Regions from separate parts of the Homo sapiens genome. Here region 1 is linked to region 2. Evidence: chromatin contacts called from ENCODE Hi-C or POLR2A ChIA-PET data. All regions are on one chromosome and are shown on one strand. Each heading gives the region's core, a stretch centred on a gene start or an enhancer-like site at or near the end of the contact. The rest is flanking DNA. Distances are from core to core; before and after follow the strand shown.

What was found. Hi-C counts contacts between places; a loop is a spot of excess contacts on that map. ChIA-PET counts read pairs that join two places held with the same protein, here RNA polymerase II (POLR2A). Pooled maps may share reads with other maps.
Region 1: a map of naive thymus-derived CD4-positive, alpha-beta T cell shows a loop between it and region 2 (5-fold over the local background). The contact joins two enhancer-like sites. A Hi-C loop is called at or near these places in 3 of 168 maps with a recorded cell type or tissue (DLD1, endothelial cell of hepatic sinusoid and naive thymus-derived CD4-positive, alpha-beta T cell), 7 of 37 single-sample maps with no recorded cell type and 13 of 50 pooled maps. POLR2A ChIA-PET finds 5 or more read pairs at or near these places in 9 of 52 experiments (AG04450, OCI-LY7, activated CD4-positive, alpha-beta T cell and 4 more).

The regions. Positions count from the first base shown.
Region 1 is chr16:11,049,683-11,053,858 of GRCh38, reverse strand. CLEC16A (C-type lectin domain containing 16A) reads right to left here. Exons shown (of 24, transcript NM_015226.3): 18 at 2,218-2,346. Among named protein-coding and RNA genes, the nearest start is that of CLEC16A, 110 kb to the right of the region's middle. RefSeq lists enhancers at 1,211-1,360, 2,373-2,950, 2,951-3,527. Within about 2 kb of position 1,403, at least 2 of the 41 ENCODE cell types and tissues checked have a DNase peak (open chromatin) inside an H3K27ac peak, as active enhancers do.
Region 2 is chr16:10,962,607-10,967,191 of GRCh38, reverse strand. The region is part of intron 3 of CLEC16A (C-type lectin domain containing 16A); the gene reads right to left. Among named protein-coding and RNA genes, the nearest start is that of CLEC16A, 20 kb to the right of the region's middle. RefSeq lists an enhancer at 1,596-1,675. Within about 2 kb of position 3,016, at least 8 of the 41 ENCODE cell types and tissues checked have a DNase peak (open chromatin) inside an H3K27ac peak, as active enhancers do.

The sequences.
Region 1 (4,176 bases), core at 154-2,653, 88 kb before region 2:
GTCCCAGTGTCCTGAGCAGAGCCAGCAGATCTCAAGAAGGCAGTGTGGGAAGCAGTGGATCAGAATGCCTAAGAGTCTAGGTTCTGGGGGCCACATTGCCTGGGCTGACTTGTGGCTCAGCTACTCACTAGCTGGGTGACCTTGAGCAAATCACCAGACCTCTCCATGCATCAATTTCTTCCCCTGTGGACAGGGCGTGGTGGTTCACATCTGTAATCCTAGCACTTTGAGAGGCCGAGGTGGGCGGATCGCTTGGGTCCAGGAGTTCAAGACCAGCCTGGGTAACATGGCAAAACCCCATTTCTACAAAAAATACAAAAATTAGCCGAGTGTGGTGGCACACACCTGTAATCCCAGCTACCCAGGAGGCTGAGGTGGGAGGATTGCTTGACCCCAGGGGGCAGAGTGTGTTGCAGTGAGCCAAGATGGCACCACTGCACTCCAACCTGGGTGACAGAGCAGGACCCTGTCTAAAAAAAAAAAAAATTCTTCCTCTGTAAAATGGGGATAATAATAGTGCCAATCTCCTAGGATGGTTATAGAATTTAATGAGGAAATTCACATAAAGAACTGATTTGAATTGATCTACTTCATAACAGAGGCTATGTGTTCATAGAAGTGGTAAGAAAAACCCTGATGAACTGTGAACCAAAAGAAGGTAGAGTGTGGGCTGGGTGTGGTGGTACATGTCTGTAATTTCAGCACTTTGGGAGGCCAAGGCAGGAGGATGGCTTGAGGCCAGGAGTTCAAGGCTAACTTGGGTAACTTAGCAAGACTTCATCTCTATAAAACATCTAAAAATTAGCTAGGTGTGGTAGCTTGTGCCTGTAGTTCCAGCTACCGACGCTGAGGTGGGAGGATGGCTGGAGCCCAGGAGTTTGAGGCTGCAGTGAGCTATGATCGCAACACTGCACTCCAGGATGGATCACAGCTCACTGCAGCCTCCAAAACAACAACAACAACAACAACAACAAAAAGGCAAAGTGGAATCCAGAGCAGCAGTGCTCAGCGTTCAGTCCTCTGGACCTTCTGGCTCAGGGGTGCGGGGGGATCTCCCAGGTGGGGCCTTCTTGGCACAGGATGCTGTAGCCCTGGCTGGGGGTGAGCACGTCAGCATCATGAAGCAACACATACACATCTGTCAGAACCAGTCCTCCAGTGAAAGCTGATGCCAGGACGTCCAGTGCAAACACTGCCACCCACAAACAGAATCGTGTGCCTGGCAGGGAGGACATGGAAGGAAGGCGTCAGTGGGCCGGACAGGGTGGGTCCTGCGGTGAGGCTTGTGGGTTTGGTCAGACAGTTGGAAATGTGGATTGACTCAAGACACATGGGTCCCACTTCCTCTGCACCCCCAGGCTTCCGAGGTAGAACCACCAGCTGCAGGGAGGAAGGTTCAGACTCCTCGTGTCTGAGGTGCAAATGACAGGTCATTCCTGTTTTGCAAAATCCAAAAGTGAAACACCTCTGTCACACACGAATTAACTCAGATGATAAAGGCTGACAAGGGGAGCTGTGTGCAATGAATTCCTCTGAACTATACACAAATACTCATGTCTCCAGTGAATGATTTTCTAGGAAAAGGTGATGGTGCTTTCTAAGAAAGAAACTCTGATCTTACCCGGGAGATAAAATACCATGAACACCCCTGAGGACACTGCTTCCTAGAGTACCTGCTTCGGAAAAAAAGGGCTGATAACGGAAGCACACACTGCAGCTGGTTCTGAGAACTAATCTTTTCACACATATCTGTCCTGCAGGCTGGTGAGATTCACATTTAATTTGACTGTGTCCCAAGAGCAGGTAGATGCCTTAACATCGCACTATCTCTGGGGGTCCTGAGACCGCTGGGCTACGATTTCACACCAACCTCACCTGCACTGGATGTACCGTGCTCACCCCCGATGGTTCACAGAAAACTGGCCCCATTGCCTTACACTCCTGAGCTCAGGGCTTGTCTGTCTGCACTGGTGAAGGCTACCTCTCTGCAGCCAACACTGGGTGCCAGATGCAACGGAATGCCAAACCCTACTTCCCAAAGGGTAAAAACATGCCTTGGAAAGTCATGCCTGGGGGCAAATGGGTACTCTCTATCCACTGTCTAAGCTGTGTTGAGGGCAGGCTCTTGACTTTGACAAAGAAGCCCTTTCCTCCCTGGTCTGGGAGTGGTTCTGGAGAACAGTGGCCCAGGAGATGACAGGTCCTGTGCTCACTCACCCGCCGGGTCTTCTCCACATCGCCACACGGCAGCCGCTTCACGAAGTCAATGCCCGTCAGTGGCGTGCCTGTTGGGGGCAGCAGGATGGAGGCGTCCATCATGAGATATTCCACGTTCATGGGCTTCATCTAGAAGAGACATTACAGGAAACCTCAAAGCAGATTCCTTACTTGGAAGGAGGAAGGGGCCGGGGGAGGTTGCACAGGCCCCTCGCCTTCAACCGCATTTAGTAAATGTAAATGAGTGATCTAAATCCTGGATTTAGATTGAAGTAAAGCACAGAGGCAGCCAGATAAGGGAGCAATATGCCTTTTGGTTTTCTAAATTGCAGATTTTTCCTTTAATTGAAGCAGCAGCTCAGACTCTTGAGAAGTTGCATCCTTGCTGTGAAAAGCTTGCTCCTCTTCGCATTCTCTCTCCACCTCAGCAGGGACAGGGATTCTCAGCAGGAGGCCAGGTATGCTTTATCCCTGTGGGTGCAAGCCCGTCTGCCACCTGCTTCCTCCTCTCTGTCCTTCCAGTGATGATAACAGCTATGGCGATGGCAGCTTCCGTTTAACGAGAGCTGATTCCGCTGCAAGCTGTGACCTAAGGGCTTTTGAGGAGCTGCTTCCCACTTTGCTGATGAGGGAACACAGTCTCAGAGAAGCAGAAAAATGGATCCAAGGTCGCTCAGCTGGTGGGTGGCAGAGCCAAGACATGAGCCCAGGCCTGTCTTGCTCCAGGGCCTCTGTGATTCCCACCCTAGGACCAATGTTTCCCCTTCCTTCCTTGTCCCCTTCACATCTTACCTGGGATAATATAACACAATCATTATTGGAGCATCTACTAAGTGCCAGGCACGTGCTGGGATCACCTCCTGCTGGACGGCAGGTGCTGGTGGGCCCATCATAAAAGGGACACTGAGCTCAGAGGAGGAAAGGCGCATGCCCACGGCCACTGGGCCAGAGCTGACGGCCTCTTTCCACACCACCTCTGCGAAGCCTTCTTTGAGGACTAAGACACAGGGTGACATCCCCTCCCTGCCACCTCTCCCAGATCTCTGCTGCATCAGTAGTAGTAATCAATGCACACGTGTTGTTGAACACTAACATTTCATTTCCCTGGCTTCACAGACGAAGGGTAAGCTTTCTGCAGAATTCATTTTACTCTTTCAAACATCACAAGCTTTCCTTGTGTCTTCTCTTTTCAGAAAGTGGGCTTCAAACATACCACTTTCCCCCTCCTGCTAGGTAAAGCTGACTACATAGGGCAGGGATGTAGCGAGGGCTCAGTGGCCCAGATACCTGGTGCTATGGTTTGAACGTGTCCCCCATAGTTCATGTGTTGGAAACTTAATCCCCAGTGTGACAGTGCTGAGAGGTAGGGCCTAACAAGACGGGATTGGGTCTCATGAATGGAGTAATGTTGTTATTGCAGGTGTGGCTCAATGATGGTGAGAGTGACTTTGTTATAAGAGTGAGTTCTGTTCCCTCTTGCTCTGTCTTGCCCTTTCGCATTCTACCATGGGATGATGTGGCAAGAAGGCCGTCGCCAAATGCTGGCACCTGATATTGGACTTCCCAGCCTCTAGAACTGTAAGAAATTTCTTTTTTTTATAAATTAAGTCTGTGGTATTCTGTTATAGCTGCAGAAAACATACTGAGACACCCGGTGAATGGGCCAGAGGGCCAAGGAGCCACTTGGTGCATGCTGCTTGCCTTCTTCTTTTGGACACTTTAAGTACTTTCCTCCAGAAGCCTGAGGTCCCCCACTCCAAATCCTCTAACCCCGCAGGGGTGGCAGTTCCTGCCTCACTCATTCACTTGCAGCTCCCTTCCCCTCTACTCCTGCTGCCCCCTACAACCTTCCCAGTGAACCCCTCAGGCCTGCTGGGGGCAGAGCTAGGCCATCACCTCACTGAACCTTTTGCATTAAACCAGAGGCAATAAGGGAAATGAAGGAAAGGTCACAAGTCA
Region 2 (4,585 bases), core at 1,767-4,266:
GGTCCTCCTTGGAAGTCAGTTCTCCGGGAAAGCCACTGCATTCAGAAAAGCCACTGTGCACTCTGAGCAGGCATGGCAGACAGGCTGTGCGGTTTGTAGTCTTAGAAGAGCAGTTTTCAAAATCGCCTGCTCATAACACTACTGAGGCAGTGCTTGGGGATCCCTCCAAGCAAGGAGTCAATGGGTCTAAGGCAGAATCTTAGGAATCTTAATGTTTTTAAAGATGGGGTTATGTATATCACAAATCCTAAGTGGACAGCTTGACATATGTGGAAATATACACACACATATATGTATGATATGGTTTGGCTATGTCCCCAACTAAGTCTCATCTTGAATTGTAGTTCCCATAATCCCCACGTGTTGTGGGAGGGATCAGGTGGAGATAATTGAATCATGGGGGTGGTTTCCCCCATCCTGTTCTCGTGATAGTGAGTTCTCACGAGATGTGATGGTTTTGTAAGGGGCTTCCCCCTTTGCTGAGCACTCATTCTTCTCCTTGCTGTTGCCATGTGAAGAAGGATGTGTTTGCTTCACCTTCTGCCATGATTGTAAGTTTCCTGAGGCCTCCCCAGCAGTGCTGAGCTGTAAGTCAATGAAACCTCTTTCCCTTATAAAGTACCCAGCCTCGGGTATATCTACGTATAAAACACATAGATACATAACCCTAAGTGCCCAGCATGATGAATTTTTACATATACACACGGTGTAAGCACCATCCAGATCCCAAATCTGACATTCCCAGCTCTCCAGAAGACTTCCTCATGCCCCTGCCCAGTCAGTACCCGCTACCCCAATGCAACCCTTATTCTGCTTCTAGCACATCAGACTCGTTTTGCCTGTCCATGAACCTTATCTAATGGAAGCAGACAGTACGCACACTTCCTATGTCTGGCCTCTTTCGCTTATTACCACATCTGAGGGCTTTCCAGGTTGCTGTGTATGCAATGGTAGTAGTTCATTCCTTCTTTCCTTTTCCTTTTTCTTTTCTTTTTTGCTATATAGTAGTACATTCTCTGAATAGTCCACAGTTTATTTATCCACCTGGAGTCTAACATGGGTATCGTGTCACCCAGGTGATTCTGATACCCAGAGCACTTCTTTTTCTTTCTGTGTCATTCTGGCTCTTGCTGGGGGAGAAGTAGGGAGGGGTAATGGGCTGGCAGGATAAGGAGCTGTTGGGGTGTCTTACTGAGCCCTGCTGTGACTGGCTAGTGGCTTCCAGACCACCAGCAGCACAGACACCATACTGGGAGCTTCAGATGTGCAACTGTGAGTCTCTCAGCTGTACCCTGGAGCTGGAACAGCGACAGGCTCCCTCCACTCCCCAGCAGGGACTTTTCCAGGGCCTCCAAGAGATGACTCTGTGGGTGGTGGGGGGCCACCATAGGACAGTTGGAGGTGCCTCTATTATCAGGCTGGGATTTTTCTACTACCCCCTCACTGTGTGGCTGACTTTCTGTGGTATCCTTTTCTAATAAACCCGGGAGCCTGTACGTAATCTCAGTCTCTCGGGACTCTGTCACTTAGGTCACTAACCCCAACAGGCAACAGGTGCATTTGTGAAATGGTAGCTTGTAATAGTGAAAAGCTGGAAACCACCTAAATGCCCGTGGTCAGGTTAAATAGATTATAGCACAACAAGCTGCCACTCCTAAACCAAACCAGGCAGGGTTACAGAACGGGACAATGAGATCTAGGATACACTGGGAAGGTGGGAAAAAGAAAAGCAAACAGCAGAATGGCTGGTGCACAATGGATCGTTAGGGTTGAATTCTGCAGAAACTTGACTTTACATTTTTCTAACATTTGGCTTTTCGTTATTTAACAATGAGGACATTTTTTCTTCTGTGATTAGAAAACAAAAATAAAAGCAAAGGTCTTCTATCCTCCTCACCCCTTACAAATCCAAGTTCTGTAAACGTGCAATGATTTCTACCCTTTTTGCAGGGCTTATAAAAGCACTGTGGTGAAGGGGCTATAAAGCCAGGGGCATCTGCCTGGGTTTCCCACAGCAGGGCACCCTTTTCGGTGCCAGGACAAGAAAAGCCACGCATACTGCATGATCTCAATTACAGGGAGAATCTAAGACAGTCAAATTCATAGAAGCAGAGAGTCAAAGGGTGGTTACCAGGGACTGGGGAGGAGGGAAATGGGGAGACGCTGATCAAAGGGTACGACGCACGATGAGTAAGTTCCGGAGCTCTCATGTACAGCACAGTGACTACAGGTCATCCTACTGTGTTACAGACTTGAAATCTGCTAACAGATCTACTGCATATTTTCATCACCCAAGGTGCACACACAACCCCCACCCACACACACGCACAAAAGTGAGGTGATGGATATGTTAATTCACTTGATTGCCGTGATTATTTCACAATGTACACATTTTTTTGTGTATATGTATATATTAAATCAAGTTGTACACATTAAATATATACAATTTTTAAAAGCCACATAATTCAGAGAAACACTCTAAAAGCCGTAAGTTTTGATCGCCCCACCCCCATCTCAATCCAGTCACCCCGTGCCTAGCTGGACTTTGAGAGGCTTCCCAGGGCAGGGACACTGAGGGTGATGTTGCCTTAAAGGATAAAACCGACACCATGGCCATGTCCTATCTGCCAGACCCTGTGCCTCGCTCTGAACACCTGCTCTCACGCTCACGCCCAGCCACTCTATGCTGCAGCCACTGTGCTCTCCTCTTGACAGATGCACAAACAGCAGCTCGGAGCCTTCACTGTCCAGGCACGTGCAGGGAGCCAGTGTGGGGCAGAACTGGGCCTGGGACCTGGTTCAGTCTGAGTCAAGGGCCTGTGCCACTGAGCTGGATCTTCCCCTCAGAGCTTTTAGAAACCGCAGTCATTTCACATCCAGTGAAACAGGCGCTGGTAACAAGGGAAACCATTTAGGGAGACAGGAGTCGGCCCACATTTGTCAACTTGCGGTCACCGGGAAGCATAAGGCGTCTCTGAGGCAGCAGCACCACCTAGCGGCGGCTGCGAGAGCCATCACTCAGCAGCCCTTTCACCTCTCCCTCTTGGCCAGAGGAATGCCACCATCTCTACCTCTTTCTGCCCACTGCAGACTTTTTTCAGACCTGTCCTGGGGACTTAGAGCCTGCCTCTGATATAGACATTTGGCCACTTGTCCCCCACTTCTGGCGGGCAGGGCCCGGGCTTGGTGAAGTCACCTTGGAATAACAAAGCTAGCAGTCTAGCGTGGAGGATTAGGAACCAAACCAGGGTTTCTCAGCCTCGGCACTGGGGACAATTTGGGCTGGGTAATTCCCTGTTGTGGGGGGCCTGTCCTTAGCAGCACCCCTACCCTCTACCCACTAGATGTCAGCAGCACCCCCAAGAATGTTTTTAGATGATGCCAAATGTCCCCTCACTGAAGACCACTGAGCTAATCGCCTGGGATGAAACCCCTTCTCTATTCTGGCTTTGCTAGAGCTGGCGCCTGGGTGTTAAAATGAAAGCACTGATGGCACCTGCCTCTCAGGGGTGGTTATTACGGATGACGAAACTGAGGCTTAGTGAGGGCAGGTAAGAAGTTCGGAGTCACACACTCACTAGCTGGGTGGAGGGACTGAAGCAGGAGGGTTGGTACCAATGCACACACCCTTGCCTGCCCTCTGGCAGAGATCTTCCTTGTCTTACTTCTTCCAGTGCTTATTCCATTGGCTGATGATTCAGCGACCCCAACTCTTTAATAGCAAGTCATAAAGAAGAACTGCAAACACCCCCAGCATCATCAGCAGAGGGGAACCCTCTGATAGTACCCACCACACAGAAACAAACACAGGCTTAGGGACTGAACTATGTCTCCCTCAGGTTCCTACATTGAAGCTCTAACCCCCATTGTGGCTGTATTTGAAGACAGGGCCTTTGGCGAGGTAATTAAGGTTAATGAGGTCATAAGGGTGGGGGTTCTCATCCAATAGGACTGGCGTCCCCATAGAAGGAGGAAGAGACACCAGCTAGCACTCTCTCAATTTCTCTCCACTCACACACAGATGAAAGGCCATGCACAGCAAGAGGGTGGCCGTCTGCAAGCCAGGAAGAGAGCCCTCACTAGAAACCAACCCTGCTGGCAACTTGATCTTGAACTTTTTTTTTTGTTGTTGTTGGAGACAAGGTCTTGCTCTGTCACCCAGGCTGGAGTGCAGTGGCACAATCACGGCTCACTGCAACCTCGACTTCCTTGACAAACAATCTTCCTGCCTCAGCCTCCTGAGTAGCTGGGACTACATGTGCACACCACCACACCCAGCTAATTTTTGTGGTTTTTTGTAGAGACGGGGTTTCACCTTGTTGTCCAGGCTGTTCTCAAACTCCTGAGCTCAAGTGATCTGCCCACCTTGGCCTCCTAAGTGCTGGGGTTACAGGGATGAGATACCATGCCTGGCCAATCTTGGACTTCAATGCTCCAGAACAGTGAGAAAACAAATCTCTATTGTTTAACCCACTCAGTCTATGGTATTTTGTTAGGATAGCCTGAGCCGACGAATAGTAAGCGCAGACACAGAAAACCACGCCCAACTTCACCCTGCTACATGCACAGCAGCACAGAGGCAAAT